Regions from separate parts of the Mus musculus genome. Here region 2 is linked to region 1. The links are chromatin loops, found by intact Hi-C in ENCODE. Cell type or tissue: left cerebral cortex. All regions are shown on one strand. Each heading gives the region's core, and the rest is flanking DNA. Links, peaks and the distances in the headings are about the cores only.

The links. Hi-C counts contacts between places; a loop is a spot of excess contacts. Peaks named below come from ENCODE experiments on the same cell type or tissue, not always from the same donor. Only the 100,000 strongest peaks of a DNase experiment are listed, where the experiment ranks them.
Region 2: it touches region 1 in a loop (3-fold over the local background); 2 of 42 quality-filtered maps call a loop at or near these places.

Annotation. Positions count from the first base shown.
Region 1 is chr10:3,739,503-3,743,895 of GRCm38, reverse strand. It overlaps Plekhg1 (pleckstrin homology domain containing, family G (with RhoGef domain) member 1), which reads right to left and starts at 3,519. Exons shown (of 17, transcript NM_001159942.1): 1 at 3,356-3,519. The region is part of intron 1 of Gm30164 (a long non-coding RNA gene); the gene reads left to right. In left cerebral cortex, for the core only: CTCF peaks have their summits at 2,566 and 3,506; DNase peaks (open chromatin) are centred at 2,629, 3,023 and 3,546; H3K4me3 peaks cover 1,987 bases; H3K27ac peaks cover 1,395 bases.
Region 2 is chr10:3,917,923-3,922,315 of GRCm38, reverse strand. It overlaps Plekhg1 (pleckstrin homology domain containing, family G (with RhoGef domain) member 1), which reads right to left. Exons shown (of 17, transcript NM_001159942.1): 5 at 3,111-3,180. Among named protein-coding and RNA genes, the nearest start is that of Mthfd1l, 53 kb to the left of the region's middle. In left cerebral cortex, for the core only: no CTCF peak of the experiment used is centred there; a DNase peak (open chromatin) is centred at 1,684.

The DNA.
Region 1 (4,393 bases), core at 118-4,117:
CATGAGCATCTCAGATGCCTGCTACACATCACAGAGAGACTGTCAAAAAGAAAAAAGTTGTCTTGGTTTGTTTGTTTGTTTGTTTGTTTGTTTGTTTTTCTGTCTGTGCCTGAATATGCTAATGCTTTGCATTAAAATCACATTTTTCTTATGTCAAAAGATTATTATTTCTCTCCCTTAAAGAGTGGTGTGGTTACACTCACTTGTAAGGCCAGCTAAAGTGGGAGAATTGTGAGTTCAAGGCCAGTCTGGGCTCCATAATAAGATCTTGCTTGCCGGGTGTGGTGGTGCATGCCTTTAATTCCAGCACTTGGGAGGCAGAAGCAGGCAGATTTCTGAGTTTGAGGCCAGCCTGGTCTACAGAGTGAGTTCCAGGACAGCCAGGGCTATACAAAGAAACCCTGTCTCGAAAAACAAACAAACAAACAAACAAACAAACAAAACAAAACAAAAAGACCTTGCTTAAGAAAATTGAGGGGGAAAAAACCCAAAGAAACAAATAAATAGTTTATAATTATGAAAATGTGTCCCTATACAACTATCACTCTGAGGCAGTAGTAGAGGACAGGTCTCAGTCACAGCTGAGTTCAATCACAGTTCTGCCAATGGAGCCGGTCCAACAAAATCCCCGCCCCCCAGGGGTCAGCTTATCAGCAAGTCTCATCCTCAAAGCACACCACATGTGTGGAACATTTAATATGGATTACTCCACTCAATCCTCAGCCCAGCTCTGAAGTTTAGGGGCATTCTTTCTGAAATAGATGCAGGAAGTGGTGGGGGGAGGGGAAGGAAGAAGGAAAGATAAGAAAAGCCAAATAATGTTTGTTTGGTTACTTGTTTGCAAATAATTGTTACTTTCCTTAGTCATAAAATGATCCATGTCAGCTCAGAGCCTTAGCAGGGTCCCGGTCTGCAAACTCATGGGGCACAGACAGGAGCATCAAATTCAAGGCTAATCCTAGAACGTGTGCTCCCAATCACTCTAAATCTCCAAGACTCAGAGGCTGGCCCACATCATCCAAGAGCCAACCAAGTTTGAAGAGCCTGGAGATCTAATCATGTCTGCAGCAGGATTACAAGGTGACAATTGTTTCAAAGACCCTACTACCAGCAGTAAAAAGAAGAAAGCGCCACACAAAGAGGATTGCAGCACCCAGGCTATAGATCAGATACTGTTGTTAGTTTACTAAAGGCTCCAAAGACTGCAGCTACTCAGTTATTTTTCCATCTTTTTTTCAAGTCAGAATACAAATTAGTAAAGTTGAATTAAATCACAAAAAGAAATCATAACCACAAGTGAGCAGAGTAAAATACTACTGGTTGTCTTTGGTTTTGAAAAAATGAGAGTGGCAATTTCTATGGGTTACAGTGTGACTGTTTAACCCATTTGAATGATAGCTGTAATCTCCCATGGAAAGTTTAAAAGGTATATATGTATAAATGAATATATGTATATATTATATAATATATTACACATATTTTGTTATTATATATTATAACATATTTTTGTATTTAATATATTTATACAATATACCAATATATTTACATGTATTTTATATTATATTTACATTATAGTATAGATTTATATTTTATATACTATAGTATTTATGTTATATAGAATATATTAATATATATTAACAATCATCTATACTAAAGGCATTGAGGAAAGTGGAATCACAGGGGAAGGACAGGCGCAGACAAATTTTATCAAAGAAAGGCAGATTTGGGCACCAGTTTGACTACCAAACAGCTGTTCCCGTTCTCTCTCTGTTTTATCCCTTTGCAAAAGGCTTTGGGGGGAATCTGTCATGCAAGGGAAATGGAAGGAAGGTCACACAAGGATTACTGGTGGGGTCCCACTTGCGGAGGAAGCCAGGGAGGTCAGTGAACTCTGGAAAAGAAAGTTTCTTCCTGGTCGGTTTTAACGGCTTAGACGGGGTGCAATTCCAAGAGACAAAAAGCTAAGTCAGGAATCAGGAAGCCAGACTCAAAGATGTTAAAGGGTCAAACACTAGCCCATCACTTTTGTATAGAAGTGTTAACTACTGTAGAATAAATAAATACCCTGGACTGAAAGGGGTAAAACCAATTAAAACTATGTGGTTCATATACACTGCTTTAACAGTGAGGAAGTACAAGCTACCAGGATTGCTTTTCCTCACGTCCCACACAGTGTAAGGCTAAAGTTGAGAGGTTTTAGATCTCTGACACGATAGACTTGGATACACTTTAAAAACAAAACAAAACAAAAAAAAAAAACAAAAAAAACATCAGTTTAACAACAACAACAAAAACCAAAACTCATCTATTCTTTGAAAGTATGCGAACTCCAGAAACTGAGAATTCAAACAGGCTGACCACAGGTTTTAACGCAATCTAAGCCTGGAATTCAATTAAACGTTAAATCTGACCCAGACTTAAGGCATCCTACTGGTTTTGTATCCAATGTGTATTCAGTTTGTATCCAGAGTGCCCCTAATCCCCAAAACAACCCTCCCGAGGTGACTGGGTTTCCTGAGAAGATAAAATCGCTGTCAAAATAGGTGCAGTAAGCTCTGGCCACCTGAAGGTGGTACAAAGAGAGCGCCAAGAGCCGCCAGAGCTTAATGAAATTCCAGGGTTGCACACACAGTCAGCTTTACACATACCAACTTCATACAACACATCCAAGCAATCAGCTACATCATTGTTTCTCAGGAACATTGTGAAACTGAGGAAGCCAACCACCCTCTCCTCACTGGGCGTCCTGGACTGTAGAGCTCTGAGACTCCATGGGGGACACAAAGAGGGGGTCTGCTCTAGCAGTCACCCCGGGGCCTGCTGCCCGCCCCCCAACAACCTTTTCCTCTGGCCAACAGTCCACACAGTCGTAGCCAGCTAGGTATTACCGTGTGTCCGGGTGACGGATGGGGCACAGCTTCTAGACTCCCGGGTCACTCCTATAAAGCGCTGACTTGCTGATTTGGGGGCGCCCACGCGAGTTTCTGCCCCACGCAGGACTGCTCCTAGCTGGAGCACACAGCACTCCCCGCCATCGCGCCCGCACCGCTGTTGGGGTGTTGTCCAGACTGTCCTATTTGGGGATAGTTCCGCTTGACTTGGGGGCGCGGGTGGCACACGGCGCGCTTGAGCAAACTTCGCGGAGCTGCAAACTGCAACCCGGGTGGCTGCAGCAAGGGGCGGGAGCGCCGGGCTAGCAGGTCCTGCCTGAGTCGACCCCATCAGTCGACTGCCAACGACCCCATCAGTCCCCTCCCAGGAGCAGCGCTCAGAGACACCCCCCGCCCCGCCCCCCCCCCCCCCCCCCCCCCCCCCCCCCGCCCAGGGCCAGGCACTGCGATCCCGCTCTTCCCACCTGCAGATTCGGGGCGCGTGGCCGAGGTCCCCGGCTTCCCTTGTCTGGTCCCTGGAATAGTCTCGGCGGAGCTTACGGGAGAGGGGCGGCTCCCGAGCGCTGGCTCCGCGGTGCGCTGCGCTCCAGCGCCGGCTCCGGCGGCCCCGAGCCCTGCAGCTCGCCTGGCTCCACTTCCTCTTTCCCACTCTGCTCCCGGCGTGTCCCGCCCCGCCCCGCTCCTCGGTCCGCTGCAGCGGGTTGCGGTCCCCGCCCGCCTCCACGGGGCCCTGCGGGAGGAAAGAGGCAGAGAGGAGGAGGCAGCTCAGAAAGAGATTAAGCTTGCTCTCTGGAGCTTTGCCAAAGACAGCAGTCAAATTACAGCCTCTGGGGGGAAAGTTTTTGTCTCTTTTCTTTTTTCTTTTCTTTTCTTTTCTTTTCTTTTCTTTTCTTTTCTTTTCTTTTCTCTTCTCTTCTCTTCTCTTCTCTTCTCTTCTCTTCTCTTCTTTTTTCTCTTCTCTTCTCTTCTCTTCTCTTCTCTTCTCTTCTCTTTCCTTTTCTTCTCTTTTCTCCTTTTCTTCTCTTTCCGTTTTCCTTTCCCTCTTTTTCTTTTTGTTTTTCTTTTCTCTCTTCTCTCTTCTTTAAAAAAAAAAAAAAACTCCCTGCTACTGTGTTAACAGCCACATCGCTTTCTTTTTTCTTCTCTTCTCTGGGCTGTTGGGGTACAGCTAAGCCTTGGACATGGCCACTTCCCAGAGTGTTCTGAAATCGGATCCAACACCGTTTCTTTGCATCCAAACTCGAATTTCACACTGTAGCTTATGATGTCACAACACTAGGAAATGGGAGAAGGGTGCTTACTGGGTTCAGGCATCAGCACCCCCACCACCCCAGTGAACATACTGGATGACCTTTGATTAGAGAAAGCAAAAGTGGAAAAGGAGGCAGAGACCTTTGCGACAGCCAGATGTTTAAAGGCACCCATAAGGTAGGACAATAAAAAATAGGACCTCTATCACAGGTGCCTTTTTGGTGACATTCTTGGTAGCACTTGGCACCTTT
Region 2 (4,393 bases), core at 151-4,150, 180 kb before region 1:
TTCCTCACACACGGAGACATTTAGGATCACAGGACATGCCACATTGAAAAAAAAAATGGCCTTCATGAAGATACATTTCATATAGTCATATAGTCAACCTATATATACAGCCTGAAGTGGGCTGATGCAGACCTTGTTGCCACTGAGGTGGGGCCACCTGTGGTGCAGCTTTCCCACTTGGCTGGCTTCTTTTGAAGTGAGAATTGACCAAGTGCTGACAGCATGGCGACAAAGCACCAAGGATGGACTGGTGGTGGGGGGGTGTTGGAGGGTGGGCCTTCCCCCTTATAAGCACAGTCTCTTAATAAACTCGCGGGACTTGATCAGAAAAAATTTGTCTTGGCTTCATTCTTTTCTTGATGTCCAGTCTCTCCCTCTTTCAGCCCCAGCCTGCCTTCCAGGAATACCCGGTTCGTGTAGCCCGCAGGCCGCCTCCTACTACATATATACTAGACCCAATTTTGTCACAGTTGATCCTGTTCCTGTTCTAGAGATTTCTCCATCACTAGCATATCCTTAATAGAGGATTAAATGCAGATTTGACCTTAGATGTTCCAGGATCAGCACACCTCGCAAGCAATGGTTTTATTACAGCAGCAACAACAACCCAATAGCCCCTAGGCCTGTTAATGCTTAAATGTCATTAGTCATTGTATGATGCTAGTCCAAATCCTTTTAAAGATGCAGTTATAGGAATATATTATACAAATTAGAAAAAGCAGGTACAGCTTTCTAGTTATTCAGCTTTTTCAGATTCTAATTAGAGAGGATGCAGAAATGAGGGAATTATGCAAAAACCCAAGCTATAAGATACAGCACTGCCAATCAGAGCACACAGGACACCTAATGGCGGCTGAATGGGTGACAGGGAAAAGAAGTCTGTGGGATTTCAGTGCTTTTCTGCCACAAATCTCCCTCTCCCTTATAGTCTTTGACTTCAAAGATGTTTTCCTGGACTCACTACATATGTAGCACATGGGGCCAGTCACTTGACATACGTTTTCAACACTAGTGACTTCTTGATGATAATTCCAATATGTGGCGTGCGTGTGTTCTCTGTGTACATACACGTATTTATATGTAGCGAGTGTTTGCCGCATCTTTCTGTGTATATGTGTTCATTCTCCTCAGCTATGAAGGAAGGGAAGCAAGCCCTCAGGGGAGGCGACGGGGCACTGAGGGAGAAGAGGCTAAGGGGAAATCATTCAGTCTCTCCTGCACGTTGCCCAGAGTAAGCTCTAGTGACGGTCCAATGAGGGATGAGCATGATGGTGGCTAAGAGGCAATCCGAGGACAGACTCAGGCCTTTCAAGATGCGTCCAGAACCCTGATTATAGATCAGTATACGTGGGGCATCAGGCCCAGTAGTGGAGGCTTCGCTCTGTTCCTCAAGCCATCCGGAAGCAGTCAGGAAGACGAAACTGTTTTCTTTCTCTGGTTAGGGACTTCCTTAGCCTACACGTACTACAAAAGTAACCCAGGTCAAAGATGACTCTCAGTGTGGGAGCCCCAGTGATTCAGATAAGAGCAAAAATCGACTGCCAGCTCTATGTCTTCTGCTAATGACATCGCAATTAAAGCAATTTTCCATTCCTCTCAAAGCAGAGCAGCTGGTGGCGGTTCAGCAAAACATAACCTCGTGTAAATGTCAGGGTGCTGAGTGAGAGGCGGGCAGTGCAGAGGCTGGCACTCCCTCCCGACTCTGGCTCCCATGTGAAAGTGCCGAGTACTGAAGTCGGTCTTCTAATTAAGCTTGGCAATATTACAATGAAAAATGAGATTTGAGAGTTGGCAGGGAGGCACATAAACAAACATTTATGTGAATAATTAAGCCAGAGTTAAGTGAACACTGGAGACTCTTTAATCAGCCTGTGATTGCAGTTAGTAGTAAAAGCTGAAAGTTTTCTGAAATGTCAGTGTTGCGCATGTACAGTAGTTATTTTAACATACCTTCCTTGAAAGGCTCAGCCTATCTCTTTGTTTTTACACCATTTTTCCTGTTTTTGTTTTCTTTGTCTTCTAAAAATTCCTCCCTATAAAAGAATCCATTACAAAGACGGCAGCAGTGAATCATGTCTGCACCGATGTCTTAAATGGGAACGCACACAACGCTGTAAAGACAGGAGGAGTTATACACAGACCTGCCGATTAGCTTTTAGTGATTTCCATCAAACCTAAGGAGCTATTAGGTTTGACTTCCCAGCCACGTGGATGGGTCTGCAGCCATCAGAACTAACCCTATGGAGCCACATCTTAGTTCACCTTGGCCTTCAGGGCTCTAAATGAGGCGCCAATTGATAGTAGGTTCCAAAGCATTGCTATGAACTCTGCCTCAACCTGGTCCACTTCAGGCCTTCATACATCCTCAGAAATCACATGAGGTTCTTCTGCAAGATGAGTTCCTCTAGCTCAAGCTTTTCCAGAGCTCCGAAGGAAAACTTGAATGAGACAGGAGGTTGTGTGCGTACACCAGGCAGCATCTTATGGGCTGCCCAGTATATTGCAGAGTGTCAGACTTCCAAGTTCAGAGCATGAACTTGCTTCATGCCAAGCTCATGTCTTGTACTTTTTTAAAAGCCACCAATGACAGATAAGGAAAGTATAGGAAATTCAGGGCATTTTTAAGCTGCAGGAAGTTGGCCTTACTGCTCTTTACTCCTTGAAGGGTAACAGCAGTGATACTGGTACCACACATATCACACACAAAACATGTAGTTTCTTTTGTGTGTGTGTGTTTGAATGGATTTAGAGGTATGTTATATGGATCTTTTTTTTTTTTTTTTTACATTCTCTACTCTGGATTCTCTCCTCTCAAACTTTAAATCTTTCCAAAAAAAGATAAATAACATTACCCAATCACTATACACAATCTGGGTATACTAGAGCTAATCTCTCTCTCTCTCTCTCCTATAACAGTGTGTGTGTTGTGTGTGTGTGTGAGCACACACACAACACACACACTCCCCTATGAAAACAAAAACAAAAAGTGCATGATTTGTTGGCTAGCTTAATTCAATGTAGAACAACATTTATTCTAACTTTAAAATGAAAATAAATTGCACTCTCTGTCTGCCTTGGTTGGCCCTAAAAAGATGAATTTTTCTGCTTACCTTGGACACAAAACATTCTGCTATGGCCACAGGATCGTTTTCACAGTTTTCCAGATCTTGAAGAAGTTCACTAATAAAACAAAACACATAGAGAGGAAGTATTAGGCTGTTATCTTTAGGACATTTTATGGAACTTAAAATTGACCTTTCCAATGGCATTTACAAGGAATTAGGCAATAGGGTCACAGGTCTACTGCCACTCTGACCAAGGCTTAGATAAGAGTTTTCAAGGTCATGGGTGGAACAGGAGTTTAGACACAGAGTTTAGGCTACCAGAGATAGGTATCCTGGACATCTGTCATCAGTTGTCAGAATGTTCACGCACATCCATCCATCGAAGAAGTGCTTAGGTACTCATGCAGTCTAAGGCACACAGCACATACACCCACCCACACCCACACCCATCAACAAGCAAAGTGAGCTATGTTGCCTGTCTCAATGAATTACTGATGCATTTGAAAAATAAGATGCTCAACTCATACTAATGAAATTATCAACAGAGGAAGTGCTCATAGGAAAGACTGTTCAAAGGACAGATATACCAAGAGAGGAGCTATCTCTGCTCAAATGGAAACTCATTAAGTTCTGGTGGCAGGATCATTGTATTGTATGGCTATCTGTTTAACCATTTAATCTCCCAGTGTTACACAAAACTCTGAATGTGGAATTGCTTGCTTATTAGATATTATTGGCCAAGTGACTCATTACCAAGTCACATTCCTTATACATTATAATAATGTGTAGTTTAATATCAGTCAGGTGGTTATTTTTAGATGCTATGTGCTATATATTTAGTAACAGTTTAGAGACAAACAGTTCTACAGGAATTAGAATAAAGCAGTTCCTTGCTTTGTGCTTCACATTCTTGATGGCCTCTGCTGAGAAGGATTCACTGTTTCCGAGTCTGCTGCTGCTGGGTTGTCGTTTTCCCAGTTTTAGCTGTTGTTTCTTTCATTTGATGAAACTCTCACCTGTAATCTTCTTAGCCAGTTGTATTCTGCAGTCTGACAAAGGGGAATACCATAGAAATGGCGTTCCTATTCTGCAGTCTGACAACGAGCGTAATATGGAAATGGCGTTCCTAGTTTAGCTTCAGCAGGAACCAGGATTCCTTTCCCTTTCGTGTAGATCCGTGGTGTCCCTGGACTTAAAATCATCTCCCCCAGGGCTGATGATTTGTTTTCATATTATTAGTTATGAGATTAATAAAATCATTTACCTCTATGCAGATGGGTGGAAGAAAACAAACCATGGTTGAAGAAAAGGGAGACCTGTTACTTCTT